Linked DNA regions of Mus musculus: all the other regions are linked to region 3. Evidence: chromatin loops called from intact Hi-C (ENCODE). Cell type or tissue: gastrocnemius. All regions are shown on one strand. Each heading gives the region's core, and the rest is flanking DNA. Links, peaks and the distances in the headings are about the cores only.

The links. A loop is a pair of places that touch in the nucleus more often than their neighbours do. Peaks named below come from ENCODE experiments on the same cell type or tissue, not always from the same donor. Only the 100,000 strongest peaks of a DNase experiment are listed, where the experiment ranks them.
Region 1: it touches region 3 in a loop (6-fold over the local background); 2 of 42 quality-filtered maps call a loop at or near these places.
Region 2: a loop joins it to region 3, with 6 times the contacts of the local background. A loop is called at or near these places in 24 of 42 quality-filtered maps.
Region 4: it touches region 3 in a loop (6-fold over the local background); 12 of 42 quality-filtered maps call a loop at or near these places.

What each region holds. Positions count from the first base shown.
Region 1 is chr13:21,773,381-21,781,114 of GRCm38, reverse strand. It overlaps H1f5 (H1.5 linker histone, cluster member), which reads left to right and starts at 490. Exons shown (of 1, transcript NM_020034.2): 1 at 490-1,283. The coding sequence starts at 561. The coding sequence ends at 1,232. In gastrocnemius, for the core only: no CTCF peak of the experiment used is centred there; DNase peaks (open chromatin) are centred at 593, 1,578 and 1,917; H3K4me3 peaks cover 2,627 bases; H3K27ac peaks cover 2,525 bases.
Region 2 is chr13:23,742,691-23,750,509 of GRCm38, reverse strand. It overlaps H3c3 (H3 clustered histone 3), which reads left to right and starts at 4,989. Exons shown (of 1, transcript NM_175653.2): 1 at 4,989-5,468. The coding sequence starts at 5,013. The coding sequence ends at 5,423. H2bc3 (H2B clustered histone 3) reads right to left here and starts at 3,776. Exons shown (of 1, transcript NM_175664.3): 1 at 3,287-3,776. The coding sequence starts at 3,715. The coding sequence ends at 3,335. It also overlaps the pseudogene H2ac5-ps. In gastrocnemius, for the core only: a CTCF peak has its summit at 4,320; DNase peaks (open chromatin) are centred at 3,691, 4,091, 4,930 and 5,319; H3K4me3 peaks cover 2,469 bases; H3K27ac peaks cover 1,755 bases.
Region 3 is chr13:22,041,053-22,048,871 of GRCm38, reverse strand. It overlaps H2ac11 (H2A clustered histone 11), which reads left to right and starts at 5,923. Exons shown (of 1, transcript NM_178186.3): 1 at 5,923-6,394. The coding sequence starts at 5,945. The coding sequence ends at 6,337. H2bc11 (H2B clustered histone 11) reads right to left here and starts at 5,674. Exons shown (of 1, transcript NM_178198.3): 1 at 5,214-5,674. The coding sequence starts at 5,642. The coding sequence ends at 5,262. It overlaps H4c9 (H4 clustered histone 9), which reads left to right and starts at 7,510. Exons shown (of 1, transcript NM_175656.3): 1 at 7,510-7,819. The coding sequence starts at 7,549. In gastrocnemius, for the core only: a CTCF peak has its summit at 4,540 (motif pointing right); DNase peaks (open chromatin) are centred at 5,248, 5,780 and 6,656; H3K4me3 peaks cover 2,047 bases; H3K27ac peaks cover 1,851 bases.
Region 4 is chr13:23,581,074-23,588,892 of GRCm38, reverse strand. H2bc6 (H2B clustered histone 6) reads left to right here. Exons shown (of 2, transcript NM_001177653.1): 2 at 2,923-5,223. The coding sequence starts at 2,937. The coding sequence ends at 3,317. It overlaps H4c4 (H4 clustered histone 4), which reads right to left and starts at 7,325. Exons shown (of 1, transcript NM_175654.3): 1 at 6,924-7,325. The coding sequence starts at 7,291. The coding sequence ends at 6,980. In gastrocnemius, for the core only: no CTCF peak of the experiment used is centred there; DNase peaks (open chromatin) are centred at 2,967 and 3,755; H3K4me3 peaks cover 2,954 bases; H3K27ac peaks cover 3,734 bases.

The DNA.
Region 1 (7,734 bases), core at 1-5,000, 270 kb after region 3:
GCCAACCAGGCACTCTAGCCTGTGTTATTTGCTACAGACACAAACAACGTTTTTGCACAAACCAAAAGAACTATTAGTTCTACTCTTGCACAAATTAAAGGCGGCATCTTTGTACAAATTCTCTTAAGTAATGTTCCTTGCATACTTCGTAAAAGTTAACAGAAATATGCAAGTAACTCTCACGATGCGCTCTGCTTGGTGGATTTTTTTGTAAACACTGGAAGGATTTTTAAAAATATTTTTAGTCAGTTGCGCGTGATTCAAAAAAGCACACACAGGTACGTGAAACCGAAGGCTGTTCTCCCTTGGAACTCCAAACTGCCAATTTCTGTGTTATTATTTTCGGCAGTAAGTAAAAATTTGGGGACTAACAAACACAATTTGGGATTGTAACCTTGAGTCGCCGCGGGCAGAGGGCGGTGGATTGGCCGCTCCACCAATCACAGCCCAGCACCGGCTTATATAAACCAGGAGCCTGAGCAAAGGAGCATCGCAAAATTTGCTCTTCGCGTTAGATTTCTTTTAGTTTTCTCGCAACTAGCAAGCTTTTTGTTCTCGCCATGTCTGAGACTGCTCCCGCTGAGACCGCGGCTCCGGCTCCTGTAGAGAAGTCTCCCGCCAAGAAGAAGACAACGAAAAAAGCTGGCGCGGCGAAGCGCAAGGCCACTGGCCCCCCGGTGTCCGAGCTCATCACTAAGGCTGTTTCTGCCTCTAAGGAGCGCGGCGGCGTGTCCCTGCCTGCCCTTAAGAAGGCACTGGCTGCTGGTGGCTACGATGTGGAGAAGAACAACAGCCGCATCAAGCTTGGGCTCAAGAGTCTGGTGAGCAAGGGTACCCTGGTGCAGACCAAGGGCACCGGCGCCTCTGGTTCCTTCAAGCTTAACAAGAAGGCGGCTTCTGGCGAGGCCAAGCCCAAGGCTAAGAAGACCGGGGCTGCCAAGGCCAAGAAGCCTGCAGGTGCTACCCCTAAAAAGCCTAAGAAGACTGCGGGGGCAAAGAAGACCGTGAAGAAAACTCCAAAGAAAGCGAAGAAGCCTGCGGCGGCTGGAGTGAAGAAAGTTGCCAAGAGTCCTAAGAAGGCCAAGGCTGCTGCCAAGCCTAAAAAAGCAGCAAAGAGCCCGGCCAAGCCCAAGGCGGTGAAGTCTAAGGCATCCAAACCTAAGGTTACCAAGCCTAAGACCGCTAAGCCTAAGGCTGCCAAGGCCAAGAAGGCTGTTTCCAAAAAGAAGTAGGTTTGCTTGCGACAGCAACAAAGCCCCAAAGGCTCTTTTCAGAGCCACCTAGAGAGCTCTGTGAATGTAGCTGTACACACTTATGCTTTCCATGGTCTGTCTCGATTGGGACAGTTAACTGGAACCCTTATCTGCCACGATTCCTGTGCTCACAATCTACAAGGTAAGACTCCGTTACGATGGCTGTTAGGTACTATGGTCACCTGGTGACCTTTGTACGTGAGCCATAACTGCACACATTCATTTCCCTACCTCCATGTGCTAGCTGGTTGAGCCTGCGTGAGTATGGAAGCACTGGTAACATTAACTTTGTTAGGGTGAAGTGAGGCTTCCACACAGTAGCCAACGCAGGGCGCGAAAAAGATCGAATTCATTGGCTGTATGCTAAAGTATCACCTAAACCAATGGTACGGTGTTTTATTACTAACTTTAAACTTGATTGGACAGTCATTTTATGACGTTTACAGATAACGCGATATTCATCGCCTTAGTTTGTCTAAAACGCAACCAGTGCGGATACCGTCCTACGCACCCCCCCCCCCCCCCACACACACACACTTTAAAAGTTTACTTTTCATCTTAATAGCTGGTGAAAGTCCGGGCCCTACTGGAAGGGCTCTTAGAAGGCGACCACCTCGTATACTGAACAGCAAGGAGTGGAAGCGCAGCCGTAAGCTAGCTGTAGATGCTGAAGGTCCTGAAGCAGACCCTGGACACTGGCATCTTTTCCAAAGCCCTGGGCCACTCACGTGTCCGAGTGCACAAAGGCTGTGCACAAATTTCCACTCTCCCAAGTCATTTACAGTTTTTATGGAGCTTTTTCACTCAGTTCTCCCATTGTTCTCAGTTCTTCACTCAGTTCTTCCACACAGACATTCAAGTCCCATGAAGAACGGTCCTTTCGTTTTAAAGGTTTGTTAATGTGTGACTCCCCTACGTAGGACTTTTATTGTATTTAACATTAGTTTAACATTAGGTCAGTTTTAAGTTTTAAAGACAACGTAGCGATTTCACTTTTAAAGTTTGATTGTCGCCAGTACTACTAATTGGTAATTCGTTCTCACGGCCATTTCAGGCTTCCTAGTGATACAGGTAGGAATGATCGGAATAAATAGTTTTAAAGGGAAGTTTCAAGTCACTTCTCTCTCTCTCTCTCTCTCTCTCTCTCTCTCTCTCTCTCTCTCTCCCCTTTTTCTTTCTTTTTTTCTTTTCCATTATTAAGGATTGGGAATGTGGTTTCTTGCTCACATCATGGCAGGCTTACTGGCTTAAGGCAGAATTGGCTCCTTGTGTATACACTTTGCTGGTAGCTCTATTTTTATTTTATTTTTTCCTTTTATTCTTTTCCTTTTCCGTCAGTCTGTATATCTGGTCTGGATAGGGCAAAATAGCCGTATTTATTCCCATAGCCATACGTTTCTATGATTTTTCTACAATGAAAATGGCAGCTTCATTTTGCCCCCGTGAGTTTTATTTGTCTCTTAATGTTTTGCCCTTAAAAAAATTAATACTTGTAATTATTTTCAGATAGTGTCACAGACCAGCATAGACCTCCAACTGACAGCAATTCTTGCTGAGCCTCAGTTCTGGGATTATATGTTAGAATGCAGGCACCATCTTGCCTGGTTGTCATTAATTCCACGGGATTAGAATTTTCTTCATCTACAATGCAGATCATTCCCTTAGAATTGGCTCTATGTCTCATTTCGATACATTTCTGAATGAGTTGCCTTCAGCAAAGATGTAAAATGCCTTTTACCCCATCTCAAGGCCTCATTCCTAAGAGTTTAAATGACCAACTTGAGTATTTTGCAAATGAAACACCTTAGGTTATTTGTATAGATTTTCATATGTATTTTAAACAAATAGAAAATTAGATATCAAGTAGGTAATTGGTAGAATAGTATTCTTTTCTTGAGTCACAATGGTATTCCTTAAATTTGCTAGAGAGACAGGATATAGGCAAATGTATGTTGCCTCTGAATTCTTTTTTGTATTGATATATCTTCATAGGAATGCTATCCTATTTATTTATATATAATTTAAAAGAATTCTGGAAAGTTTTGTGATTATATTTGTAAATATTTTAGGGCTTTGACTTCATTATCACTTTCATTATTTTAATTTTTAAACTTATGTAAATTTCTATGTGCAGAATTCAAGCATACTTTGCAGGGAGCTGTCTTCCACCTTTGGATCTGGGCAGTGACCCTCTAGTAATGGTGATGGGCAACACAGGAGGCTCCCGAGTGTTTTGAATACACTTGGTCTATGACACAGCACAGAGACCTAGAGCAGAGTATAGAATACACTAATGATGATAATCTCGGCCTGTTCTGTTAATAATTGTATTTACTTACATTTGAAGAAATGAAAACCAGTGAGGTTAAATAGCTGCCTCTGGGAATCTGCCCCCAACCCTGTGTGTGTGTGTGTGTGTGTGTGTGTGTGTGTGTGTGTGTGTGTGTGTGTGTGTTTACAGGCAGAGTAAGAAGGGCAAGCCCAGCAAGAGAGGAAAGGAAACACTAATTTAGGTGCTGTTTTTTGATGCTGCTATCAGTGTGCCCTGTGTTCTGGACCAGGAACACTAAGGTGATGACACAAGTGCCAGGGGTGGCCTGTCTAAGCAGCCTTCCCTCTTAACATCCATTCTTACCTGCATCCCTGCTACTGCCTCTCCCAACGCTGGCATTTTCTGTTCCTTGCCACAACTGTTATGTGGCATTTAGCACCCCACCCCTCCACCACTGCCTTAGTTTTGCTGTATTCCAAAAGAAATTGTGAAAGAGAAATTGGTTAAAAGAAATGATTCATTTATAGTTTGACCCAAATCTGGAAAAGAACCAATTTCTTTGCCAATGTGACTGTGGCACTCTAATGTTTTATAGGAGATAATGAGATAAGGGTGGACTGTAGGGAACTAAGATAGGTTTACAGGGCCCCTTCGGCAAGTGAACACCATTGAGCCTAAGGCACAAAGACCTGGGTGCTCTTAAACTCTCATCCGTCCAACTAGGACACACAAAAGTTAAATCCTGGCTTCTCTAGTGATGACCCTATGGGTTCAGAGGGACAAAGAGGAACACCTACAGTGGTGAGCGGCTAGATGATCTCATCTGTCATGCTCAGTTACCTTGTCTACCCTCCTCCCTTGTATGTCTGCCATTGGGGGTGGAGGGTGCTTTGCTAGGGTGTGGCATGATCTACATGAAGTGTGTTCACAGGTGACACTTCCAGACAAGTACCTTCTGTGTTGCAGCATGGGAGACACAGAGCTTAGAGTTCTTCCGGGACTGAGTTAAATTTATTATTTTAGAGTGCTAAGTTGTTGTGTTGCAGAATGCTGTGTATGGAAGCACTAAGAATAGTGTGATGGTTTGTGTATGCTAGGTCCAGGGAGTGGCACTATTTGGAGGCCTTGTTGAAGCAGATGTGGCCTTGTTGGAGTAGATGTGTCACTGTGGGCATGGGCTTTAAAACCCTACTCCTAGCTCTCTGGAAGGGAGTCTAGCAGACTTTACATGACGTCTTAGAACTCTCAGCTATTCCTGTACCATGCCTGTCTGGATGCTACTATGTTCCTGGTCTTGATGACAATGGACTGAACCTCTGAACCAGTAAGCCAGCCCCAAATTAAATGTTGCCTTTTATAAAACCTGCCTTGGTCATGGTATCTGTTCACAGCAGTAAAACCCTAACTAAGACAGAAGTTGGTACCAGGAGTGGCATACGAACCCCCACACACAAATCTCCATTGGATTTAAGTTAGTACTGAGAGTAGGGTATTACTGTGATAGGCCTAACTATGTTTATGTTTGGAAGAATGTGGATTTTGGGACTTTGGATTTGGAAATCCTTGGAATGCTTTAAGTGGGGCTTAATTGGCCAACCTACTAGGAATACGGAAGACAGTGGTGCTAAGGGTCATTTGAACTGTTTAGGCGTGCTGGCCTAAGATGTTTCAATGGAAAAGAACTGTAATATGTGGCTGAGAGACTGTTTTTGTGAAGAACATGGCTACTTTTTGCCCTGTCTAAAGGAGTCTGCCTGAGGCTAAGGTAAAGAGACTCAGATTAATTGCACTGACAAAGGAAGTCTCAGTAATACCCACCGGAGATTTGTTTTTTGGTTAGGTCTTATGAAGAGCATTTTAACAAACATAGCAAGCTGAGGAAGGAAAAATAAAAAATGTATAGTTTGAATATTAAAGGGACACCAGGAAGTGAAATAGAGCTGAGTCTTGTGTTCAAGGATATTAAATTGAATTAAGGGAGTAGTGACCTTGGGGCAAAGTTCTACCCAGCTAAATTTAGATCCAGGCACTGTTGTAGAAGCCTTTAATTCCTAGAGACAAAGACAAGCAGATCTCTGAGTTCAAGGTCAGCCTAGAACAAAGCAAGTTCTAGGTGAAGAAAAAAAAAAAAAATCCTGGTTTGGTGGACCACATCTTTAATCCCAGTGCTTAGGAGACAAGCATGCACATTTCTGAGTTCCAAGTCAGTCAGTCTACGGAGCAAGTTCCTGGACAACCAAGCTTAGGCAGTGAAGGAGTTGGAAAACAGAAAGCTGGTGATTATGTAAGAGAACAAGGGGGCCATGTTCCAGCCCCAGCAAGCAGCAGAACTTGGCAGCTTTGGAATTGTGTCTCTGGCTTTAGAGTCCAGAATAGAAGGGACTACTGGGACAATTGATACTGTTTAGCTGGAGCTAAGAAATTAGTGGTGATTAAGAAGAGACCCCCCTGACTGAGGTGAACTCTGAGAAGTGTTTTCTGAGAGCACAAAGAAGCTGTGTTTCAGAGATGGCCAAGATTGTACCTCCTGCAGCCCTGTAATTGAAAATATGTAAGAGTTACCCAGGTGGTACTGGTTTTGAAGGCATGAAGGGGTCATGAAGAGCAGGTGAGGCTCAGCACTGTGAGAGGCCGGGGAAGGCCATTGGTGAAAGTGCAGCCTCAGTTGCAGTTGATGGCCCAGGACTGAAGGTGTCATGCAAAGAAGTTGAGGTTTGGCACCATGAAGAGAACATATGAGAGGCTATTGGTGAAGCCTAGTTGCAGTGGAAGTCCCCAATGTGTGCCCTTTCCCCATCCTTGAGTAGGCTGAACAAACCCAGGAAGGTTTTACAACCTATTTGGAGTCGCCTGGCCTCACTGCATTTGCAATTTCCCACAGGAGCTTTGAGGAGTAGACAGCCTGATGAGCTTGCTTTGCAACTCAATCCTGCTGAAACAAAGGTTGGGGTCTGTCGGGTTTCCTTATATAAACTGCAAGTGCTGAAAATTAAACTTTGAGCCTTGATAAGAAACTGTCTTGGCTTCATTCTTCTCTCGCCCTCCCACCCCTCCTGCCTCCAGTTCCTTTTTCATTCCCAGCCTCCCTTTCAGTTCATCCATGACTGCTGGACAGCTACACCAGTGTATTGGAGATGCCAGTAACATGGGATGATCACCAAAAACAGCAGCTGCAGTGGAGTGGATCAACCTGAGCTTAGAGTGCTACAGAGGGCAGAGCTGGAGAAGTGACGCCAGCCATTTAGAGGAGCCGAGAAGATCATGTGTGGATCCCAGACATTGGAACATGAAGATGTAACACTGAAGTTGCCTTGGAGACGCCAAGATGTTAAAGATGCCAGAGCCATGGCCTATCTGCTGAGGAAAGCTGCTAACAGAGAGTGGAACCAGTCCAGGAGAAATATGTTTGTTACAGTCAACAAAGATGAAAAAGGAGCTGGAGATCTGAAAACTGCTTTGACATCAGACATGGAGATGCAGAGTTTGGAGTTTGCCCAGTTGGTTTCCTGTCTTGATTTTGGGATTACAGTTAAGTGATTGGATGGATCTCAGAAGAGACTTTGAACTTTGGACTTTTAACTTTGTTGATACTGCTATAGACTATGGGGACTTTGGAAGCTGGGGTACTTGTACTATTTTATTATGCTATGATTAGGTATGGCCCCCAAAGTCTCATGTGTTTGAACAAGCCTATGGGGAGTTGAATGTGGTAGTTTGTATGCTTGGTCCAAGGAGTGGTACTATTTGGAGGTTTGGCCTTGTTGAAGCAGGTGTGGCTTGTTGGAATAGGTAGGTCACTGTCGGTGTAGGCTTTAAGACCCTACTCCTAGTTGTCTGGAAGGGAGTCTTCCATTAGCAGTCTTCAGATGAAGACTTAGAACTCGTAACTCCTCCTGTACTGTGGATGCTGCTATGTTCCTGCCTTGATGAGAATAAACTGAACCTCTTCACCTGTAAGCCAGCCCCAATTAAATGTTGCCTTTTATAAAACTTGCCTTGGTCATGGTGTCTGTTCACAGCAGTAAAACCCTAACTAAGACAAACAGCCAAGTGACCAAGTTCACAAAGGAGAGCCTTCTTGTTAGACCTTCTATTTCTTGCTTTCTAGTTCTCTTTTCTCTTCAGGACTTGCCTCAAACCTTACATTCTTGAGTTCACAAAACCTGTGCCACCATGTAGGGGCCCTAAGAAGACCTTCCCTTGCACCTG
Region 2 (7,819 bases), core at 1,216-6,215, 1.7 Mb before region 3:
AAACTGCTTGTTACAAACAAACAACAACAACAACAGAAAAAAATTCTCCCTCTAGCAGCAGAGTGAGATACCAGGATGTGATCCTCAATACAAGGAATAAATCATTTCAATCAGCTACAAACTGTTTCTGAATGGTCATCCTTGGTGGGCTTCTCATAACGGATTAGGTACATAATTTTAGGTTCTATGGCAGGCTTTCTTTTAGCTCCACCAATATCAAAGACAGTATAAGCATGCCAAATTATTCTTTATCGTGGTTGAATTATCCTTAAACTACCTGGAAAATAGAGACTGGGGAAAAGGAGACCCTGCCCCGTCACTGACCCAGGAGAACCTGGAATATATGAGGCCAAGGAGGTCCTGAAGAGTTTGCACTGAAAGGCGTTGCTGTCTTGGTGACTGGAGACAACATAGATGAAAGATCTATGTTCAAGGAGAAAACACCATTTCTTCAGTCCAGGGCCAGCCTAAAAGAACGAGACTAAGGACTCTCCTGTTCCAGGAAACCTCGCCTAGCTCCTGTTGAGCTGTTTCCATCATGTTCTTGGTCTTTTTTCCACTTGACATGACAAAGCATTTTAACTATTTCCTACATTCCCTGCTACCTTGCCTTCTACTCCTTGTGCCTAGCCAGACGATAAGTGTAAAAGCCGGGGCACGTCTCATGACTCAGTGTCTGATAATGTAGGTGTATCACATAGAGGTATAGAAGAATGAAAAGAGAACCACACAGATGCATGAGTCATGTGGGAACATCACAAGAAAGATTGTGTAAACTATTCTTAAACTATGCCAAAATCCAGTGTAGCTGAGGTGGTGCTGTGGTGTTTTCATCATAGACCTTAGCAATATAAATCAAAGAAAAGTTTATTACATAGGTGCCCAGGTGTAGTAAACAAATAACAGATAACAGTTAACAATGTCTTTAGGTGACAAAGGGGATATCAAAAAAATATCCCTTGTGTCAAGCACTGCTATTTTCAGAATTACTTAAGAAGCCTGGATTATTTTGTCCAATGGAGAAGAAAAACAGAAGATATGAATCATGGAAACATAATGGAAGAAATGTCACAAAAATGTCTTGGTTTCAAATAGCAGTGAGTAGACTGTGTTACCATTTACAGTTTCCCAGCGGAAAGTATCTAGAAGACTAACAGTACATGCCTTCTGGGAAGCAAGATGGTATTTTGGTGAATGAAAATAGCCATTCTCGAAGGCAGCTAGGGAACAAGTATGGAAAATATCCTATGTTTATCATTCAATCTATAAATCCCACCTCTTAATGTTTCCCATAAGGTTTTTCAAAACTGCATAGAGAGGTATCACTCTGCATTTTTATGATTAAAAAATTTGAAGTTACTGGTAAGTCTCCAATACTTTAACTAATGGTCAGGTAGTAGATTTTAAGGACATTACAATGAAAAACCCAACAACAAGAGTCACTGACATATAATTTAAGTCGTAAGAACAAAACAAAGCAAGAAACAAAACCAAGACAAAAAGAAACATAAAACAAGCAAGCAAAAAAACCAAAAACAGGAACAAATATAAAAACAAAGGAACCACCACTGTTGGAAATGTAAAGGAGTAGGAAAGAAGGCGTGAAAAGCAAGCTTTAAGTCCTATGGCCCACACTACTCAAGGTCAGGGAGGACGGGAGACTCCTGTAATCTTAGTACTTGAAGGTAAAAGGAAGAAGACCCAAAGCTTCATGTCAAGCTCAGCCACATAGAGATTTCAATTTCTTCATTAAATTAAAAATGTGTTGAATGACGCTAAGGCAGACTTGAGAAGCCTGCATCTTCTGCCTTACAATTAAGCCAGAATACGGCATTCTCGTCTCTTGTTCATACTCCCTCAGATAATGAGCAGGCTGGACTTCCCGCTACCTGTTTCTTTGAAGACCTTGCTAATTTTTCCAACATTTGTCACTGTTTCTTCCAATATGGCATGGTCAAGTAAAACATCAAGTATTCATGTCTTTTTGTGTAAAAGAAACAGTAAATAAAAAGGGAAAGGCATAAAGACAACAGAGAAAAGAATCCCTAACTGGAGAGATCCACTTACAGTAAGAATATTAACATCTTACTCCAAAGGGAGTAAGCTCAAGGTAAGCAAGCTTCAGGAACCGTCGTCTATGTTCCTTTCTTGCTGTTAAGGTGGGCTGTGTATTCTCTCTCACACACAGAAATGTTTCTAAGACAAGTATTTTAGCCATGGTATTTTGTGTGTATGAGAGTTCTGTCTCTCTACTTCTGTGTCTGTCTCTCTACCCCACCCCCACCCCCACCCCCACCCCACCCCGCCCAATCGCACTGTGTGTGTGGGTGTGGGTGTGTGTTTTGTAGTCCAGGTTTCTCTGTGTAGCCCTCAACTGTCCTGGAATTCTCTCTGAAGGACTGGCTTGCCTCAGATTCAAATCCTCCTGCCTCTGTCTCCCAAGATTAAAGGAAGGTATATCACCACTACCCAGCATTCTAAGAGCTCTTGAAGTCTTTGCCTAGCCTTTTCAGGAGCCTGCCTTTCATATTCAAGGATTCGATAAACCAATGAGAAAGCAGGGGTGAAGTCCCGAATCATGGATAAAATATTTTAAAATATTTTCCATGAACTACTCATTCTGAGCAACTTTATTTTCTCCTGTCACCACATATTCTCAGACAGTTTAAAAATGAAAAAAAAAGAAAAAAGAAATTTAAAACTTAACACCCGTTAAGCCATTTGCCCCATCTGATTCCTAGTTTTCCTGCCCTAGCACAAATGCTCGAGGCACTGACTTTTTCCCAGTCAAAGCCTTTACCAGTTTTTTAACAATTACTTTGTAAGTCATGGAAATCCAATTGTCAACATGGTGGTTTTTCAAAAAAGCTAAGTTGCTTCAAGTATTTATAACTCCTCTGGTTCCATCTATTGTCAATATCCTACCCTGAATGTAAATGTCCCAAGACATAAGAAACAAACAAAAAAAATTAGAAAGCTGTGGTTGCTTTTCACTGAAGCGCAATTGGCTGTAATGTTTTAATACTCAATCTCACAGTAGGAAGCTAATTTGAAAGACTAAATACATTAAAGGCCAACTCCTACAGATAGCACTGCTACAAAGCACTGAGTAAAATACCTAGACTCAATATGTACAACATCGAAACTCATGACACAAAGTGGGAAAATGGCAATGATTGTGACCTCAGCCTTTAAACTCAGAGCAAATGCTCAATTCCACTTTTCATAAAGACATATTTGGCTAACAAAGTTAGGTCATATATTACAACTTCTTTTCTGAAAAGTGTGGGTGGCTCTTAAAAGAGCCTTTGGGTTTGTTGTGAGCCCTACGAGCTCACTTGGAGCTGGTGTACTTGGTGACGGCCTTAGTGCCCTCCGACACGGCGTGCTTGGCCAGCTCCCCGGGCAGCAGCAGGCGCACGGCCGTCTGGATCTCCCGGGACGTGATGGTCGAGCGCTTGTTGTAATGCGCCAGGCGGGACGCCTCGCTCGCGATGCGCTCGAAGATGTCGTTCACGAACGAGTTCATGATGCCCATGGCCTTGGAGGAGATGCCGGTGTCGGGGTGCACTTGCTTCAGCACCTTGTACACGTACACCGAATAGCTCTCCTTGCGGCTGCGCTTGCGCTTCTTGCCATCCTTCTTCTGCGCCTTAGAGATGGCTTTCTTAGATCCCTTCTTAGGGGCTGGTGCAGACTTAGAAGGCTCTGGCATTCTGTTCAAAAGAAGACACACAAAATGGTCAGAAACTGGTAGGCAGTGAGGGCGCACTTATTTTATTTATACTCCTGAAATTCAAATGAAGGAGCAAGTGCTTTTACTTTTGATTGGTTAAGAATAATGGCCTCAAAGGCTTTATGCAAATAAGAGACTCAAAATCCCATCTACAATTGGGCAAGAGAAGAAGACCATTTTGACCAATAGGACAGCGATATTTCGTGACACTACACAATCTATGTGGTATGTTAACAGTAGGTTACAGTGTTTCCTTATTTGGGAACTTTTAGTAATGTCTGGACACTGCAAGCAGTGCGACAAGGCTCCCGCCAAAGCCAAGACCGGCTCCTCCCGGGCCGGCCTACAGTTAGTTCCTCGTGAGCCGTGGGCGCCGGCGCTCCGGTGTACCTGGCGGCCGAGATCATGGAGCTGGCGGGCAACGCGGCCCGCGACAACAAGAAGACGCGCATCATCCCGCGCCACCTGCAGCTGGCCATCCGCAACGACGAGGAGCTCAACAAGCTGCTGGGCCGCGTGACCATCGCGCAGGGCGGCGTCCTGCCCAACATCCAGGCCGTGCTGCTGCCCAAGAAGACCGAGAGCCACCACAAGGCCAAGGGAAATAGATTCAAGTCAAGAAATTCTACTATTGACGTATCTAACGGCTCTTAAGAGCTATGCACTTTTTCCCAAGATCAGCTTGTGATGCAGTACCTATAGTGCCTTCCCCTTCTGTAGAAAATACACAAATACTTCTTTGAGTAGTGAGTGTTCATATTTAAAAGCCCAGTTTTCTACGAAGTAAAGATTGGTAACCTTTAAAATAACTCACCCACAGCGCTTGACATACTAGTTGCCCCCTTTAAGACCAAGAATGTGAGTTAAGATTGTTGGATCATGATTTTACTTTACCCAACTCCAAAGTAGTTACAAGTTATTACGCTTTGTACCTTGTAACACAAAATTACAAAGGAATGGAGCAACGTCTAGGCACTCAGACTTGCAATCACCGCATCTCGAAAACAAGATTGTGATTCCATCTGGAGATAAAAACTCCATTAAAATACCAATTTTAATTTTTTCTTTTTTTTGTAAGAACAAAACGTAACTAGAGTGTCAGAACAAGGTAGCCAATCAGATACTCTTAAAACTACCAATCACACGGGCTATTTCCCAGCCAATGAATTTGTAGCGCGCGACTTTCAAAAAGTTGCAAGGCCAATCAAAATGTTTCTTAGTATATTTAAGGGCAAGATTTCTTTCGTCCTGCACTTTTGTGTATCTCCTCCCAAGAATGGCTCGTACTAAGCAGACCGCTCGCAAGTCCACCGGCGGCAAGGCCCCGCGCAAGCAGCTGGCCACCAAAGCCGCCCGCAAGAGCGCCCCGGCCACCGGCGGCGTGAAGAAGCCTCACCGCTACCGTCCCGGCACCGTGGCGCTGCGCGAGATCCGGCGCTACCAGAAGTCGACCGAGCTGCTGATCCGCAAGCTGCCGTTCCAGCGCCTGGTGCGCGAGATCGCGCAGGACTTCAAGACCGACCTGCGCTTCCAGAGCTCGGCTGTCATGGCTCTGCAGGAGGCGAGCGAGGCCTACCTTGTGGGTCTGTTTGAGGACACCAACCTGTGCGCCATCCACGCCAAGCGTGTCACCATCATGCCCAAGGACATCCAGCTCGCCCGCCGCATCCGCGGAGAGAGGGCATAATGGTTTTTATGCTATTTAAAAAAAGGCTCTTTTAAGAGCCACCTAAGATGTCATGTAAAGTTGCTGTATACTTCTGATTTTTACTTAGTACCGCAGTTACAGTTTATGTTGCAACAAAAGCTAGTAGTTCTTTACATTTGTTTCTTTGAAAATTTTTAGAGTTACTTAAGTGATTTTATATTAATCCCATATGAATTATAAGCTTTCGTAGTGATAGTGTTGCGACTAAAAGTGTAGGCATGAAGGTGGATTGTAATTAAGGTGACAAAGTGGAGGAGAAAGCATGTGATGGGCATTACAGAGTCAGCTGTAAGCAATCTGAACACTTGATCCTCAGGAAAAATTCCTGGTACAACTTTAGAACACCATATAGATTCAGCACTGAATTGCATCTTCCTAGAAACAAAGACGTCCTCAGGGAAGAAAGTAAAAATTAGAACTGAATCATAAGAGAGACCCCCAACAGATATCTGGTACAAATCAAATGAACCAAGTATTACTTAATCGCATCAGGAACTTTGAAGCAAGATGATAAAGAATTTGAGGCCTGTCTGTCCCAATACAGTGAGTAACAGGTAGGCTTAGGCAACAAAGTAACTTCTTGTTTCAAGAGAGAGTGGAGGGGAGGGGAGAGGGAAAGGGAGTGAGAGAGAGAGAAAGAACAGGAGCTTAGACTGAATTATTACTTATAATTTTTTACTAATTTTCAAAGCATTTTTCCCCATTAAGGGATTTTGGGAAGTTAACTACTAGCAAATATTTCCAGCCACTCTCACAGCAAACAAACGCAATTATCCTGCTAAATAGGTTTTTACCAAAATGGATAATCAAATGTAAATTTGTCTTCATCATCTTCAAAGGTGACCGTGTTTCAGGTATTAAGCTGTGCCAAGATAGGCCGGAGAAGCTGTGAGAGCCCAGCCTTCCTTAGACCCTAAACTCTGTCAGCACTGGTATGAGGAGGCATGGGTAGGACGATGCATGAAAAGATCAGGATTCTCTCTAAACTTCAGGACCACATCATTATTATTGTTTCCTTAGAAACTGCTAGATACTACCCCAGAGCATGTATTTTTGTTTTTCCTACACTATTAATATGAGAGCTGTTACTGACAAGCATTTTAAATTTAGCTAGTCTAGTCCAAATTATACTTCAATTCCAGATTACAAAGACATCACATGAGGAAAAAAAAATTGACAGAATAGTTTCACATTATTTATTGAAAGTCTATTTGTTTATCCTGGTTGATGGAATTAAGATAGGTTTCAGTTGTTTTGGTTTTTAATTAGAAAAATTTAATTAAACATATGATCATATAGTTTTGTGGAAAATTATTACTGTATAGAAGATATGATACTGATTCATAGAGCAGAAACTAAATGAATCCTTGATGATCCCAAGCCTCCATTCTCAATCTCTAAAACTGGAAAAACAATAATAGTACCCTCCTCTATTTGCTATGCCAAGACTGTGTCAGGAAATGAATGTATTCATTCACAGCTACTATGTTTGGCTTGCTACAAAATAGTGCACATGAAATACTAGCTCTTAGTAAGTGTTGTGACCACAAGCCCTGAATCCCTGCTCTCTTCCAAATGTTTCTAAAGGTGTGAGCCTGCATACCTAGCTTCTGTTCATCTCTAGCTAGGACTGCAAACACAAGGAAAGCTATCGGGAGGAAGTCTTGTAAAGAAACGAGAATGTCACCTCAATGTCTGTTATGTTGGCATGAGGTTCTCTAACCTAAAATCAGAATAAATTGTCCTTATGGAAGCATCTCCATTCCTACACCTGGAAAAGGAGCAATCCGGACCACTACGGATGTCGAGATGGCAGTGCCCTGAGGCCTTACTCAGACAACAAGGCTGTCAATGCAGTTTGAACCTCTGTCTGGACCAGTTTTCACCAACTGAAAGTTTTCATCTTTTGAAGCTTGAGCCCCACTTTCCTGGGCTACCATCATTCATTCTAAGTTCCCCTCTCTAACTTTATCCTTGAGTTTTATTCTGTTCTGTGAACTCTGAACTAAAGACTGTGGGTGGGTTATAATGTTTAGCTCTCGAATAAAAGGAGATGTTTCTTATAAAAGTACAGATGGAGACTGAAGATATAGCTTAATGGAAGATCATTTGCCTGGTATACACAAGACCCTTAGTTTCCCCTCTAGTACCAAAATGAAGGAAAAGTATTAAAAATAAATCTAAAAGGTATATTTATGCAACATTTCCTATATTCAGATTTATATAAATATCCAAATCCAATAAATTGAAACCCAAAGAAGCACTGAATGAAAACTAGAAAATCAATTCTCTTTTCTTGGAATGATTCTTTACATGTCTAACTCTTGGAGTGCTGAAAGCCAATCAATGTGTAGAACTGGAAAATATCTGAAGGT
Region 3 (7,819 bases), core at 1,800-6,799:
TTATTATCTTCCAATTTCTGAGGACCAGAATGCTAAAAAGAGGGTAAGCTAGCTGGACCCTTCCTGCCTCAGCTTCCCTCCCAAAGCTCATGTGACAGCAGCAGAAGTGTTAGCTGTGCTCTGGCTGGAGTGCAGCAGGATTGGCTTGGTCATAATCGCTGACCTGGTTTTTGACAGGATGTTAGGTATTCTAGATAGCTGTGGTCTGGAGGCCACCTCCACTGAAGGTCATTTGAGTTCTATGCAGGCAGCTTACAATGTAGTGACTTGTTTTATAAGAGCGAGCAAGCTGTAAGACACAGAAACAGGGACAAAGATCACTTTCACTCATGACCTAACTTAAGGAGTAACAGGCTGTAAGGGTCCATGATTTGCCAAAGAGTGATACCCCAGACTCAAATAGTTTGCAACAGCAAAAAGCAGAAATTCAGCAGAAATTCCTGCATGCAGGGGTCTCCTCATTTAAGAATGGAGACCCCCGGTGGACTCAAAGGCCCAGCTTTTACTGTCAGTTAGGGGAATTCCAGGGAGGGGTGTGTTCCCTTTTACCTTGACTGATCAGCTCTGTCTATAAGGGTCTGATTGGTTAGGGCTCTGGAGACTTCCCAGGATGGTTCCTTACTCATTCTGGCTACCTATCCTTGCTCCAGGCCAGATGATGTAGTATACTCGTATTGGCTGACCAAAGCTGTGGCTGGCTGGCCACAGGTTCCTGAATCCACGTTCTTGGTCCTGGGAAACAGAAACGTAGGCCTAGTCTTCCAAACTGCCTGTTTGCAGCCTCTCAGCCTGGCTCTGGCTATCATGTCCAGTGCATTTTATTCCTTGGAAGTGCTTAAGGATGTCTAATCCTAATTTGTGAGATTACACAAGGGGCTAGGGTCTCAACCTTCCTCATGTTGTGGGGTCTACTCAGATCCAACACAACTCAAACACCAGGGCAATGCAGAAAAGAAAAGTTTATTGTAATCAAGCCACTACCAATGGATCAGAGCCACAGAACTGACTTGGGAGCTGAACTGAGACACCTTCCACCCCACCCCCCTTCCAATTCCACTCCTGGAACGAGGATGTTACAGAATGTTGTGGTGAAAAATGACAAACATCTGTGCAAAGTTACAGTTACATTTTTTTCACCAATCAGGACTCAGGAATAGGGGACTTTCCTGGGAACATTCCTTTGTGCTTCACTTATCCTGTTGTCCCTGGTTGATTTATTCAACTTTGGCAGGGACAGACTTGCCTAGCGTTTATGTTTCAACTTTCCAACCAGGATTCAGTCGACCCCTATCTATAACGGAAGATTTATTCAAAATGGCTTCAGTTTGTTTTGCCTTACACTAATACTGTGAGACTGCTCCCCATGTTGTGGTGACCCTTAGCCATTAAATTATATTTACTGCTACTTTATAACTGTAATTTTGCTACTGTTATGAGTGGCAATGTTAATATCTGATATGTAGGCTATCTAATAGACTACCCCTACCAAAGGGTTGTTTGACTCCCAAAGGAGTTACAACCCACTGCTTGAAAACCAGCAGCAGAAGAGGAAACCAAGAGATGCCAGCTGAGAAGCAGTCTTCACACTTGAGAATTCTCCATTTCCTCAAGAGTTACAAAATGTATTATTTTGACTTCATAATATATGAGCTGGGGGGGAGGGGGAGAACTACAACCTTTTGTGACTACATATAATATCTCATATAGCCAAGCCTAGCCTCAAACATTAAGTAATGAAATGGAACCATGATTTCCTGGTTCTCATGTCTTCACCTCCCAAATGCTGGAATTACAAATGTGTGCCACCTCAGCTTGTGTCTGGATTGCAGTGGGTCAAACCTAGGGCTTTGTTTAAACTAGGGAAGCACTATACAACTGAAATACATCCTCAGGCCCTTGGAATATTGATGAAGAGATTTGTAACAAAACCTTTTCAATTTTACATAAGAGAAATATTTTCCAGAAACATTGTCATTTGTTTTCTAGTCTTATTTTTGATGTGTCAAACACTTCAAATGTGTGCATATCAATATTTCATTACTGTGTTTGTATGTCTTAAATGAAATATTATAGGGCAAATTAAATCACCTTGAAACTATAATTATCACCACCACACAAACTACCAGTCACCTCCTTCAACACTGGCAACTTGCCATGTCACAGGAGTTTAAGAAACAGAATGGCTTATTTCCTACATTGATTGGCACTGTTGCCCCTGTGTTGGTGCCTCAAGAGGACTGCTGGGTCAGCAAGAGAGGCTGTCTTAGTGGAATTAGAATGTGTGTCCCCACGTAGTTCTAATCCTACCAAAAACTATTTGTCCAAGTGTCTGATAAGGCTTCTTGTAAAAACAGCCTCTAGAAGGTACTGAATATTTAATTGAATACAGGTCCCCCAAAAAATCTTGGTTGTTGAATACAGTTGGGCATAACATGAACCTGGGGCTAACATGAAAAATTTGGAGCTACTTAAGTGGCTTGAAAAATCTTTCTCCCAGCCAGACAGGGTGGTACATGCCTCGAACCTGAGTACTCAGAGGAAAATCTCAAAGCTAGCATCAGCTACTTAACATGTTAGAAGCCAACATGGATTACATGAGAACATGTCTCAAAAACAAAACAAAAAAGCAACACGCACATACACAAAGATAAGATACTCTGTAACCATGTGGCCTTGGGCAATTAATTCACTGCTATTCGTATCCTTCATAAATCCTCTTCTGTACAAAGAGACTATTTGAGTTTCTAGTATCAAAGGATCTTTTCCAAATCAAATATGCTACTATGCTTGCTGTGGTTGAGACCAATGGTGGATTTCTTTCATGTTTTACTCTCATCGACAATGTCATTGTCAGGGTTTGAGTCTTTACATAATTACACCCGACGTTATCATCCTTTCACAGTAAAAGGAGTGACTCAGGTCTAGTCAGTGATGTGCTCCAAGCATCTCGTGTGGGTACAAGTGACACTCATCTCTGTTGCTTCTGCCCTGGACTCAGCACTTCATAGCTGGCTGCCACTGTGGAAGTAAAAGTGAGAGAATCAACACAATGAGTCGTGGGGAGTCCAAGAGATCCCCATGTACCACCTACCTTCTCACCGGGTGTCTTCAAGTCACAATTCTTGGTACTTCACTAACTTATCCAGATTCTATTGCCTTAGTTGGGGGTTATTATTGCTATGATAAAGCAAATTGTGGAGGAAAAGTTTTATTTGGCTTACACTCTCACATCATTGAAGGAACTCAGGAGAGAAAATCAAACAGGGCAGGATCCTGGAGGCAGGAGCTGTTGCAGAGGCCATGGACTGGCTTACTTCCTGTGGTTTGCTCAGCCTGCTTTCTTATAGACCCCAGGACCTCCAGCGGAGTGGTAGCCCCACCCACAAATGAGCTCAGTCCTCCCACATCAGTCACTGGTTAAGAAAATGTCCTACAGGCTTGCCTACAGCCCAGTCTTATGGAAGTATATTCTCATTGGAGGCTCCCTCCTCTCCGTTGACTCTAGCTTCTGCTAAGTTAACATAAAACTAGCTAGCACAAATACACAGTGCCAGACACCTCTAGAACCTAGAGAACTTAAGTGATCAAAATGTTCTAACTCCATTTCAAAATATGCCATCCACCAAATCCAACTCCCAAGGTATCTAACTTCTAATGGAAAGAGTGGGTAAGTTGAGCCAGTGAGCAAATGAACAAGGAAAGAACAGTATGCCAAATCCCAGATCTTGGGATAAAAACTGTGATATCAGTGGGGCGCATAGATGACAAGATGTCAAAGAAGACATTGTTCTTAAGATGAGTTTCTGTTGTCAGGACTCAGAAGTCCTTCCAGACAGAGTGAAGGCCCCAATTATAAAAGAGAATAACTATGTGTCCGCCCCACAGTGATCCCAAACACAGGAACCACTGTCCGTCCTTCCTCTCAAAGAGAAGAATCGGGCTTTTCTTCAAAGAAGATGCAGCAGCCATGCTGTAGGGTCCCTTCCAAGATCAGGTAATTAGTGTACTAATAAACTACTAGCGTATTTTGGTCACATTACTCATAAATAGAAAGGGGTTCCTTCCAAGAAGCTAATGAGAAAAGCAACAGGCAGAACCACATTAGAAACAGCTTTAACCGCAGTCATTTGAATCCATAAAGCAGGCTAAGAAGAGCCCTGATGCTTGTCTTTACAGGTTGTACATGGGTACATGCCTAAGTTGTCCACCTGAAAGAAAGGAGCCCTAAACTCACAGATAGACAGGTTGAGAGACTGACTCCACCTTTGGTTGAGTTTCCCCAAGATGTCATTTGAAGGTGTTAGGGTTATCCTGGGGATAGGGCCTTGAACTCAGAGTCATTGTTTGTTCAAGTCTTTTTTTAACCAAGGTTGTGCCTAACCTGGAAGTCTGACTAGAGTTTAGTATAGAAGTTGAAAACCCTAAATGACATATATTCCATCACCAAGTAAGTAAAGGACAAGAGACATTGGAGTCTGCTGGGAAGACTCTGACATATGCAGTTAGACTCTAGCTAATCCAAACTGTGTTATCCTAAATGGCCACAAGATGGAGACATATCTTTTCAACTAATCTTCAACTAAATGGAAAAATCTGACAACTCTTCCCTGGAGCCAACAGTTCCTTTTAGCTCTCCTTTTTGTGATACCCAGACACTGAGCTACAAGATTTGAGACTACACTGCTGGACTTAACCTAGAACATTGAGCAGTTATTTAGATTATTTAGAAATGTGCTTATTGACAAAAAGAGAAGCTGTTCATTACTGAGACTGGATCTATTCCACTTTAAAGGGGTAGGTTTGGCTCGGGGAGACAAATTGAAGTATAACTGATGAAAAAATGTGGTATCCAAGTATCCATTACATTCTTCAGCAATTACCATCCACTTCCTATAGTCGTTACTAATGGCTTACTGAATTAGGAGTCTAAAGACACTCAGTTGAGTTATATGAAATCCTAATAGCATCTGAAAATTCATTGAGCTTCCTGTTCAGTTTATGGATAGTACAGGCATATCCTTCTCAGGAATAGAGTACTATGTTTAATGGTCTAGGGGTAACAACTACCAACTAAAATTAAAGGACAAAAAAAAAAATTACTGTAATGCAAAGTAACTACCCTGTATACCAGTATTCAGATACCAACCTGGCTGTGGTCAAACGCCAAAAACATAAGTTAGCAGTAGACATGCAGCAGCTCTCTTTAAAAATTGTGCGTGGCTCTGAAAAGAGCCTTTGGATTTGGTGTCAGCCTGGAGCGCTCACTTGGAGCTGGTGTACTTGGTGACGGCCTTGGTGCCCTCCGACACCGCGTGCTTGGCCAGCTCCCCGGGCAGCAGCAGGCGCACGGCCGTCTGGATCTCCCGGGACGTGATGGTCGAGCGCTTGTTGTAATGCGCCAGGCGGGACGCCTCGCTCGCGATGCGCTCGAAGATGTCGTTCACGAACGAGTTCATGATGCCCATGGCCTTGGAGGAGATACCGGTGTCGGGGTGCACTTGCTTCAGCACCTTGTAGACGTACACCGAGTAGCTCTCCTTGCGGCTGCGCTTGCGCTTCTTGCCGTCCTTCTTCTGGGCCTTGGTGACGGCCTTCTTGGAGCCCTTCTTCGGGGCGGGAGCGGACTTCGCAGGCTCAGGCATAGTGAAGCAGGACCTCTACGTAGAGCTATACCACAGAAGCTGATCGGCTCTTCCCTTTTAAAGAGGCCTTATTCAAATAAAGCTTAGGAAAGCAAAATGATGATTGGGTGATTGGTTTGATGACGTCATATAGGCTTTGGCCCAATCAAAATACTTGTTGCTATAATCGCTTTCCATTGGTCTAGATGAAAAGAACGCAGCCAATCCCGAACGTTCCTTTTCGCGCCCAGAGAAAACTATAAGGACCAAGCTCTTGCTCTTTGGGAACGTACAGTTGTCACTAAGGCTGTTTAATCTTTACAATGTCTGGACGCGGCAAACAGGGCGGCAAGGCTCGCGCCAAGGCCAAGACCCGCTCCTCCCGGGCCGGCCTGCAGTTCCCCGTGGGCCGCGTGCACCGGCTGCTCCGCAAGGGCAACTACTCGGAGCGCGTGGGCGCCGGCGCCCCGGTCTACCTGGCGGCCGTGCTGGAGTACCTGACGGCCGAGATCCTGGAGCTGGCGGGCAACGCGGCCCGCGACAACAAGAAGACGCGCATCATCCCGCGCCACCTGCAGCTGGCCATCCGCAACGACGAGGAGCTCAACAAGCTGCTGGGCCGCGTGACCATCGCGCAGGGCGGCGTCCTGCCCAACATCCAGGCCGTGCTGCTGCCCAAGAAGACCGAGAGCCACCACAAGGCCAAGGGGAAATAAAACCCTTTATACAAAGCACTGTTGATCGCCAACAAAGGCTCTTTTCAGAGCCACCTAACCTTTCCTAACAAGGGCTTAGCACTTAGCTTTCTGGAAAGGAATTGAACAGACTCACGGGCATAGCGCCGTAGGTTTCCTTTTTAGCAAGTTAGGCTAAATTCCAGTTTGTCATTAGTAACTTGTTTTTGCACTGAATGGAATGGAATGGAATTAGAATGAAAACATTTTGTGGCCGTCTATAGTTAATGAGCCAGCGTCTATATTCATAAAGTCAGTGCACAAGGAAAACTAGGCCACCACATCTTTGGCACTGGTTTGGGCGGGCTGTCCCTAGAGACTCAATATTAAGTCACTAAGTAGGATTAGGCCTTAGGTTTCTTAAAGGAGAGGGTTTGTATAGTGTGCATCTCAGCAAGTAGAGTCACTTTTCCCTTGTGTCCTGTAGAGCCATCCTCTACCTCCCGTGTAGTTTTAACATTGTAAACCTCAGGTAAATACACTGTAAAATCTGGTTTCTTTGAGACTTCTAACTGGAGTTCCTCCAGCATTTATAATCTTTTGTTACCTTAAATACATAATTTTGTTTAGTTTTCCTGTGCTAGAATTATTTCTGGACCTGTGTGACTTAAATATTGAACCATGTGTTTAATCCTAACAAGCCTTTAATCCTAGCATTGGGGAGACAGAGCCAAGTGGATCTCGAAGTTCGAGACCAGCCTGTTCTACAAAGCTACTATCACATTAGATACATTAAGGCGACTGTCACAAGATAAATGAGAACAGAAATAACAGCAGTTTAAATGGTTCACGTACTAAAACACTGTAGAGGTTTTTTGTTTTTTTGGGTTTTTTTTTTAGCTGTGTGATTCCATTAGTGATTTTTCTCACTATCTTATTGATTCATTAAAAGATATTCCAAGTATCCGCAAATAAAGGGAGAATGACGAGATCTGCTTCTTTTCCACTTACATCCTATACAGTCTTTTTCTTGTTTAAGAATGTGCCACATTAAAAGGTGGAAGAAACTTGTTCTTATATAAAATGAATGAGCCGCTAGGCTCCTGGGCTGCTGAGCGCCCCTCCCCCGCCCGCAGGCACTTCCGCCTGACGTTTCTGTTTTCACTCCGGTCCGCAAGTTCCCTATAAGAGGGACCGGCCTTCTCCACAAAGCCATCTGCTTCGTCTTAGAGCAGTACAATCTTGTCTTCATCATGTCTGGTCGTGGCAAAGGAGGAAAAGGCCTGGGCAAAGGCGGCGCCAAGCGCCACCGCAAAGTGCTTCGGGACAACATCCAGGGCATCACCAAGCCCGCCATCCGCCGCCTGGCCCGGCGCGGAGGAGTGAAGCGCATCTCCGGCCTCATCTACGAGGAGACCCGCGGTGTGCTGAAGGTGTTCCTGGAGAACGTGATCCGCGACGCCGTCACCTACACGGAGCACGCCAAGCGCAAGACCGTCACCGCCATGGACGTGGTCTACGCGC
Region 4 (7,819 bases), core at 922-5,921, 1.5 Mb before region 3:
CTAAGAATTGACTGCTAGGAAAGCTAATTAGAGATTCTTAGAATTAATTAAATTAGATGTTCTTTACGCAGACCCTGGATGAATGTTTTATCTCTACCAGAAAATATCCAACAAAGTCCATAGCAAAATAGACCTTAAAGATCTAGAGAAATGACTTAGCAGTTAAAAGCAGGTTATTCTCTTAAAAATGACCAGAGTTTGGCTCCTAGCATCCAGGTATGTGGATAGGAAGGGTGTGGACAGGATAGGGTGTGGATAGGAAGCCAAAGACATGCAATAATACAGATTTGCCAAAATGCACTGATCTCACAGCAGTGAGTGTGCTAGGCCATCCCTCTATAACCGAGCTATTAATACATGCCCAGTTTTCATACCATAACTTTTAAACTATGGTATTTGTTACCAGGACTTATTTTATAATTCTAATATGCTCCACATAAATTTAATTTGCATAAATGACTTTAGTTTTGTTTTTTAAAAACTTACAGATGAGTCTTGGCACAATGACTGAGTAGAGTACTTGCCATGTAAGCATAAGGGCCTGAGTTTGACTCCCCAGAATCCGTACACACCCAGAACAAGGGAATACATCTGTAATTCCAGTGTTCCTACTTGGAGATGAAAGTCGAAGACAAGGATATTCCGTGGAAATTCAAGAACCAACTATCTTGGTATACACAGCGATGAACACCCACGCGCACACAAGCACACACACGTGAGCGCACACATACACACACACAAACTCAAACAGGCACCAAAATTAATTAGATCTCCAGAGGCATGCCAGGACACAAATACACATCATAGACACATACATGAAAATTTTTATTTAAGATTCTACAAGTATGCACAGAGAACTCATGCTTATAATTCCAGCACTTGAGATGGTGGCAAAATGCTTAGAAGTTCAAGATCACCCTTGAACTTCTTGGCCACAGAGTGAGTTTAAGGTCACATGGGCTACATTAAACTTTATAGAAAACAAATAACTACTGATATCTTCAATCAGGGATAAAAAATTTTCAGCACTGGGAGGTAGCTCTTAGTATTTAAATTTTGCAAATCATTGTCTTCATTACCTTTGTGTAAGTCTCATTTATTTTTGTTTTTTGTTTTTGTTTTGTTTTGGTTTTGGTTTTGGTTTTTTGAGACAGGGTTTCTCTGTATAGCCCTGGCTGTCCTGAAACTCACTTTGTAGACCAGGCTGGCCTTAAACTCAGAAATACACCTGCCTCTGCCTCCAGAGTGCTGGGATTAAATGTGTGCACCACCACTGCCCAGCTGCCTCATTGATTTTTAAAGCTAGATATAAAAGTGAAGGAATTTAAGTCTTTAACAGTAATTAAACTGAAATATTATTTACTTATATTATTAAATATATTTATATTATACACTTAAATATTATACAATTAAATATTATACATTTGTGTTATATAAATATAATTAAATAAAATAATTAAAATTAAAAATTTTTAAATCAGAGCTAGGTCAGCTCTGCATGCTAGCTCATATCCATAAGCTAAGAATCTGAGTGGCTGAAGCAATATTGTCATCCTATCAAGGTCAGCCTCGATGGCCCAGTGAGTTCTGGACCAGCCTGGGAATAGGTATAGGAAAGAGTGCAGAGTGTCGAAATAAAGACACTAAACTTACAAATACCAATGGCGAGATTTTTCTTTTGATACTTCCACTAAATTAAAATTTTACTTCTGATGTTTACCAAAGAAACTGGCATTCCCTCTTTGGGTTCTTAGTCTCATTAATACAAGAACTTAAAAACAGATTCAGACGACCAATGCCAGTTTTATTAGTTTGAAAGACAAACAGTACAGGAAGGAGCTGTGCTAAAACCTGAGAAACTAGAAGAGGGTGGGGGAGGGTAGAGAGAAGGAGGAAGGGAGGGAGGAAGGGAGGAAGAGACAGACAGGGAGATCATACTTTTAAATCATACTTTTAGGGTACCCTTGAAGGTCAGAAACAGAGTACCCCACGGTACCATGCAAAATGTTGTCCGGCCGGCTAAGCAGAGGTCACCAAATTCCAGACTTGTCAGGGAAAAGGATTGCACCAGGACCACCTGGTTGAAAATAACCAGGGACAAATAATAAAGGACCCGCATCCAAGCGGATAGTGGCCAAGAGGGCTAATGAAGTTTCCCAGAAAGCCACCTAACCGAAAGGCCGCCTTTTTCTTTGACATTTCGCGGGCTTTTTTTTTTTTTTTTTTGTACTGTTCCTGCTGTTGCCCAGAGGCTGTGGTAAAGGATTCCCAACCTTCCTAAGCAATCTAGCTTCTTTCATATGCTAATCTTAATGCTTCCATCCAGTCCACCTTCGCCTAATGGACGATCTTCCAATTCGTCTAAACCGTTCTGTTTATTCTTTTCAAACAAGACGTCTTATCTCTGTGTCTCTCTAACTTTTGACATCTGTAAGATTTACTCCCAACCGTTTACTTTCACTCTATGATTTCCTTTCTGTAGACTAAATTGCACTGCCTTGGGGACTCCGGGAAGCTTGGAGGTCGACTGGATCTTTTCTGATCTTCCTTTTCCTTTACTGAACCGAAAGATCAAAGTTTTAAAATACAGTTTTTCCAGGAACGTTTCGATGGTTTCAGAATATTTGGTATTAAATTGAGCCCAAGCTTTAACTTCTGGAATTTCAAAATAGAGCAACTTCTGTTTTTAAAAATATATATACAATTTAATCTAAAGCGTTTAGAAAGAAACCAATTTGATTAAGGAGTGTTAAGAAGCACAGTCGCTTGAACATTATTATACAAGATTACTGCTTGACCAATGGGACCGTCCTTTGTAACCTCTAACCAATCAAACAGAATGAAAGTAAGACTTAATTTGCATAAGACTGCCTACAAATAAGGAAACCGTTCACAGCAGCTCACTTTCTTTTTCTTCCTAAGAAAGAGATCTGAAGATGCCTGAGCCAGCCAAGTCCGCTCCCGCCCCGAAGAAGGGCTCCAAGAAGGCTGTCACCAAGGCCCAGAAGAAGGACGGCAAGAAGCGCAAGCGCAGCCGCAAGGAGAGCTACTCGGTGTACGTGTACAAGGTGCTGAAGCAAGTGCACCCCGACACCGGCATCTCCTCCAAGGCCATGGGCATCATGAACTCGTTCGTGAACGACATCTTCGAGCGCATCGCGGGCGAGGCGTCCCGCCTGGCGCATTACAACAAGCGCTCGACCATCACATCCCGGGAGATCCAGACGGCCGTGCGCCTGCTGCTGCCCGGGGAGCTGGCCAAGCACGCGGTGTCGGAGGGCACCAAGGCTGTCACCAAGTACACCAGCTCCAAGTGAGTTCATTTAACTCACACTCCTAAACCAAAGGCTCTTTTCAGAGCCACCCAACAGTTCAAAATTGAGCTATGCGCTTGTTCTTAGTACCCGCAGTACCACCTTTATATGGTTCTTTATTTACTGGGACAAAGTTCCTCTAGTCTATTCAGGCTCGTCAAATCAAGTATTTAAGATAAAACTGCCAAATTGGCTACTTCTGCAGTGAAGAGAGGCTACATTTCTGTTCTGAATAAAGAACCCCGAACGTTTCACACTGGCATCTCCGAGCGTCCAGATCCGTGGCGCACACATCCGGTCTTTTGTTCTAAGTCTTTCTGGGGAATTAACATTGGCACGGGAAGGCGAGGTGGGACCGTGGGTTTACTGCCTGGTTTAGCTAAGCTACACAAAACTTAATTTAGCAGCGTCTCCTAATTTGGATCAAAACGCAGTGTTGTCCGCTCGGTGCTTGTTAAACTGGTTTTCAGTGACGTTCAGGTCGCCATTTTATGCGGCGCCGCCCTGAATGGAGAGAGTTCTGTTCAGCTCCCTGAAAGCGAAAGTCTCAGCACGAAGGGCCAGCTCGCGAGTCTACCCTCCTAATTCTTAAAAAGTTCCTCACTTCCAAAGACCTAGAGCTTTTGGATTTTTAGGCTTTTGCATATGAACTAAGTTGTAGGAGAAGCAACAAGATCTCCATTTTAAAAAAACGTTTGCTTTGTTTACTTTTTAATTACAGGAAAAGATGAAGTGGTTTGTAAAGCCTGCAAACATTTAATTTCCTTCCCTTTCCTGAACTGCTGGGTAGTTTTTTTAACACCAAGAAAATTCCCAAAACCCTCTCCTGACTCGTTTTTGTAAAGAGACCTGGAAAAAAAAAAATCAGTTCCTAGAATTTAGCCACATCACTTTCTTTGCAATTAAGGCTGTGGAATGTTAGATGTGGCTCTGGGCACTCCCATCTCTTTAATCTGCCAGGCTCTGGAGTTTACAGCTTCTGAGTTTGAGCTCTTGGTCCAGCAGGGAGGGACCCTGACTCAATCTTGTGAGAGAGAAAAAGTAGGAAGTAGAAGTATCAGGAAGTGCTGGGTGTTGGAAGTATCACAGGTATTGGGGATGGAACTAAAGGCCCAGTTCCAGAGCTAGTCTTGCCTCCATCCAGCCTCTACCATGGCTCCCTTCTGAAGCTGGGTAAAGTGCCTTTATGCAACATCCTTCCTAAGCTTTCAAAATAAATACAAAGAAACTATCCACTTTAAAGTAACAAAATTGCAACTGTACTCCAAGAGGCTACTCACTGTGTAAAGTGTTTTGCCACCAAAAATGAACACCTGAGTATGTCCCCTAGCACCTACAAAATAGGTCCTCTGACCTACAGACATCCCAGAGCAAATAGAACACACACACACAATGTGGGTTTTTTTTAACGGTTTTTTTTTTTTTAATTACAAGTCAACTTTACTCACAGTTACTTTAGAAACAATACTGAAACTTCCTTGTGAAGAGTTAAACCTTCATGGTAATATTTTGTTTCCCTTTGTTTTGTTTAGCTGTTTTCTTTGTAACAAGATTTCAGTCTGTAGCCCTGGCTACCCTGTAATTCAACTATGAAACCCAAACTAAAACTCTCTGCTTCACCCTTCTAAATATGCAATTATAGGTGTAGATCTCTACAACTTGTAGTGTTCCTCCTTTCTTGTTTGTGATTTGTTGGTTTGTTTGTTTCTTGGGACAAAGTATGAAACTCACTAAACCAAGCTGGCCTCATAGACTTCAGCCTGACTGTCTGCTGTGCACTGGCATGTGTACCTCCAAGCCTGCTGCTGTACTGTTCATTATTAAAGCATTCCTGATTGAACCTGCTGTGCACTGAAATGTGTACTCCCATGCCTGCTGTTGTGTTCCTTATTAAAGCATTCCTGATTGAGTGTGCTCAGAGCCTTTCAGCCATCCCCACTGATCTTCAAACCAGAATTGCAGTACAGTAGTACTCACTACCTCTCCATAAAGCCCAACCTCATGCCAGGCAGTGGTGGCACACACCTTTAATCTCAGCACTTAGCAGGCAGAGGCAGACAGATTTCTGAGTTCCAGGACAGCCTGCCAGGACAGCCAGGGCTACAAAGAGAAACCCTGTCTGAAAAACAAAACAAAACAAAAAGCCCACCCTCATACAGTTCCTCTCTGGTTATTGTTTTGTTTTTCAATCTTTTCCCACTGGTTGAAATTCCCCATGACACCTCCAGTTTCTGTTGTGTGCAAATTTTCTCTACCTAAGCTTCCTATTGAGGCTTGGCCAGCCTACAGAGAAGATTCTACTTTAAAATAGATAGAAAAACAAAAGAAAAGTGGATGTGAGTATTGACTGTTGAGCTTGTTGAAGGACATATCGATTGGTAAGTTACTTCTCCTCCAGCTAAATAAGCTGATTCAAGCCAGATTGGATTATATTAAAGGCAGGTTTATTGGGAAGCTGCTCTCAGAAGAATTCACTGGCCCCAAGGCCAGGGAAGTCACCATGGGCAGAGGTTGGAGGAAAGAAAGAGAGAAGGGGTATACACCAGGAGAGAAGAGAAGGGGAAATGTGGGAGGAAAGAAAAAGCAGAAAGACCAAAATGTCTGAATTACATAAGGAAGAGCCTCTGGGGGAAGGGCAGCCCATCCCCTGGGCTAGAAATTTCAGGGTTGGGGGCAGGGTGTGCCAGATAGGGACTGTGGGAAGCTGGGAGAACCTGGAGACCAGGTCCGCTTTGATATGTAAAATATGTTAACTTGTCCCAGGGTCTGAAGCTAAATACTGAAGATATTTACCCAAGTTTTTATTGACTACAAGGTCTGGGTCTTTTTTTTTTTTTTTTTTAATTCTTGGAGGGAAGGGCTGGAGGGACAGCTAAAGCATGTGCTCCGTGTGCCTGGTGGCCTGAGTTTAGTCCCTAAAGTGTATATAAAGGTAAGAAATATATAAACACAAATAAAAAAAATTTTTTAAGTTCTTAGCAGACACTGATGTTTCTTCTCTGGTGACTCTTTGGGAACAACTGATAATGCTGACGAAAGTTAATGAAGTCCTGGACCATATGAAGTTTTCCTTGAGGAATAGATAGAAGATTTACACGTCAATCTCTGGTGCTTATTTTACAGATTAGGAAGTTAGAGAAAGCTGGGTGTGGTGGACCACGATTTTAATCCCAGTACGTGGGAGGCAGAGGTAGGAAGATATCTGTGAGCCTGGTGTATAGAGTAAGTTCCAGGCCAGGGCTATTACACAGAATACATGGAAAGAATGAAAGGAGGGAGGGGAAGAAATTGTAGAAAGCTCCAGGTTAGAAAACTTGAACATAATTCAGTGTTCCTAGGTTTCCAAGGCCTGGATTGATTAGAGGGTTTGGTTTTGAGACAGGATAGCATCTATACCTTAAGGGACTTGGAAAAAAGGATCTTGACTGACCCTCAGCCCTCTCCTGAGAATGTCAGCATTAAAGAATGAGACAACAGGCCTGCTTTTAGGCTATCAATACTGAAGATAGACAGGTGGACCTGCCTAAACAGATACTATGTATCGAGCCAGTCCCAGCACCCACCCCATTCCAGAAAACCACCTAAGAGCAGCTCCTTTAAGTGAGAAGGTAGTGGCCCTGAAAAGGGCCTTTGGTTTTTGGGTGAAGAAAAATAAATGAGTACGTTTAGCCGCCGAATCCGTAGAGGGTGCGACCCTGGCGCTTGAGCGCGTAGACAACGTCCATGGCGGTGACGGTCTTGCGCTTGGCGTGCTCCGTGTAGGTGACGGCGTCGCGGATCACGTTCTCCAGGAACACCTTCAGCACACCACGGGTCTCCTCGTAGATGAGGCCGGAGATGCGCTTCACTCCTCCGCGCCGGGCCAGGCGGCGGATGGCGGGCTTGGTGATGCCCTGGATGTTGTCGCGCAGAACTTTGCGGTGGCGCTTAGCACCACCCTTACCAAGACCCTTGCCGCCTTTCCCGCGTCCAGACATGTTAGCAAACTAGGAAGGAAGCTCACTAGCCAGTGACTGTAACAAGCGGCCTTCCTGGCTTTTATAATACCAATGCGGACCTGTTTGAAAACCTGAAGGGAAGGGGGCGTGAACCATGGTCAATTCCCGCCCTTCTGGCGTTTATCCTATGAAAAGGCTGAGGAGACAAGGCGGGTCCTAAGACAAGAGCAGAGCCAGCAGTTGAAAATTCAACACATTGCCCTCAAGAGTGACAATTTATGTATTGTGAAAAAAGAAATTTGTCTTTTATCAGACCAAATAGAAAGTAATGTTATTAGTCTCGTGAACCTATAAATCGGGACACCCCCCGTATTATTTCAGATATTTACATTACAATTCATAACAGTATCAAAATTACAGTTAAGCAGCAGTGAAATAACTTTATGGGTGAGGGTAACCACAACATGAGGTGCTGTAGTAAAGGGTCCCAGCATCAGGAAGGTTTAGGACCACTGAATCCAAGGTTTTAAGTACAATTTTAAGAACACTTACTATTTCCTGTTCTGA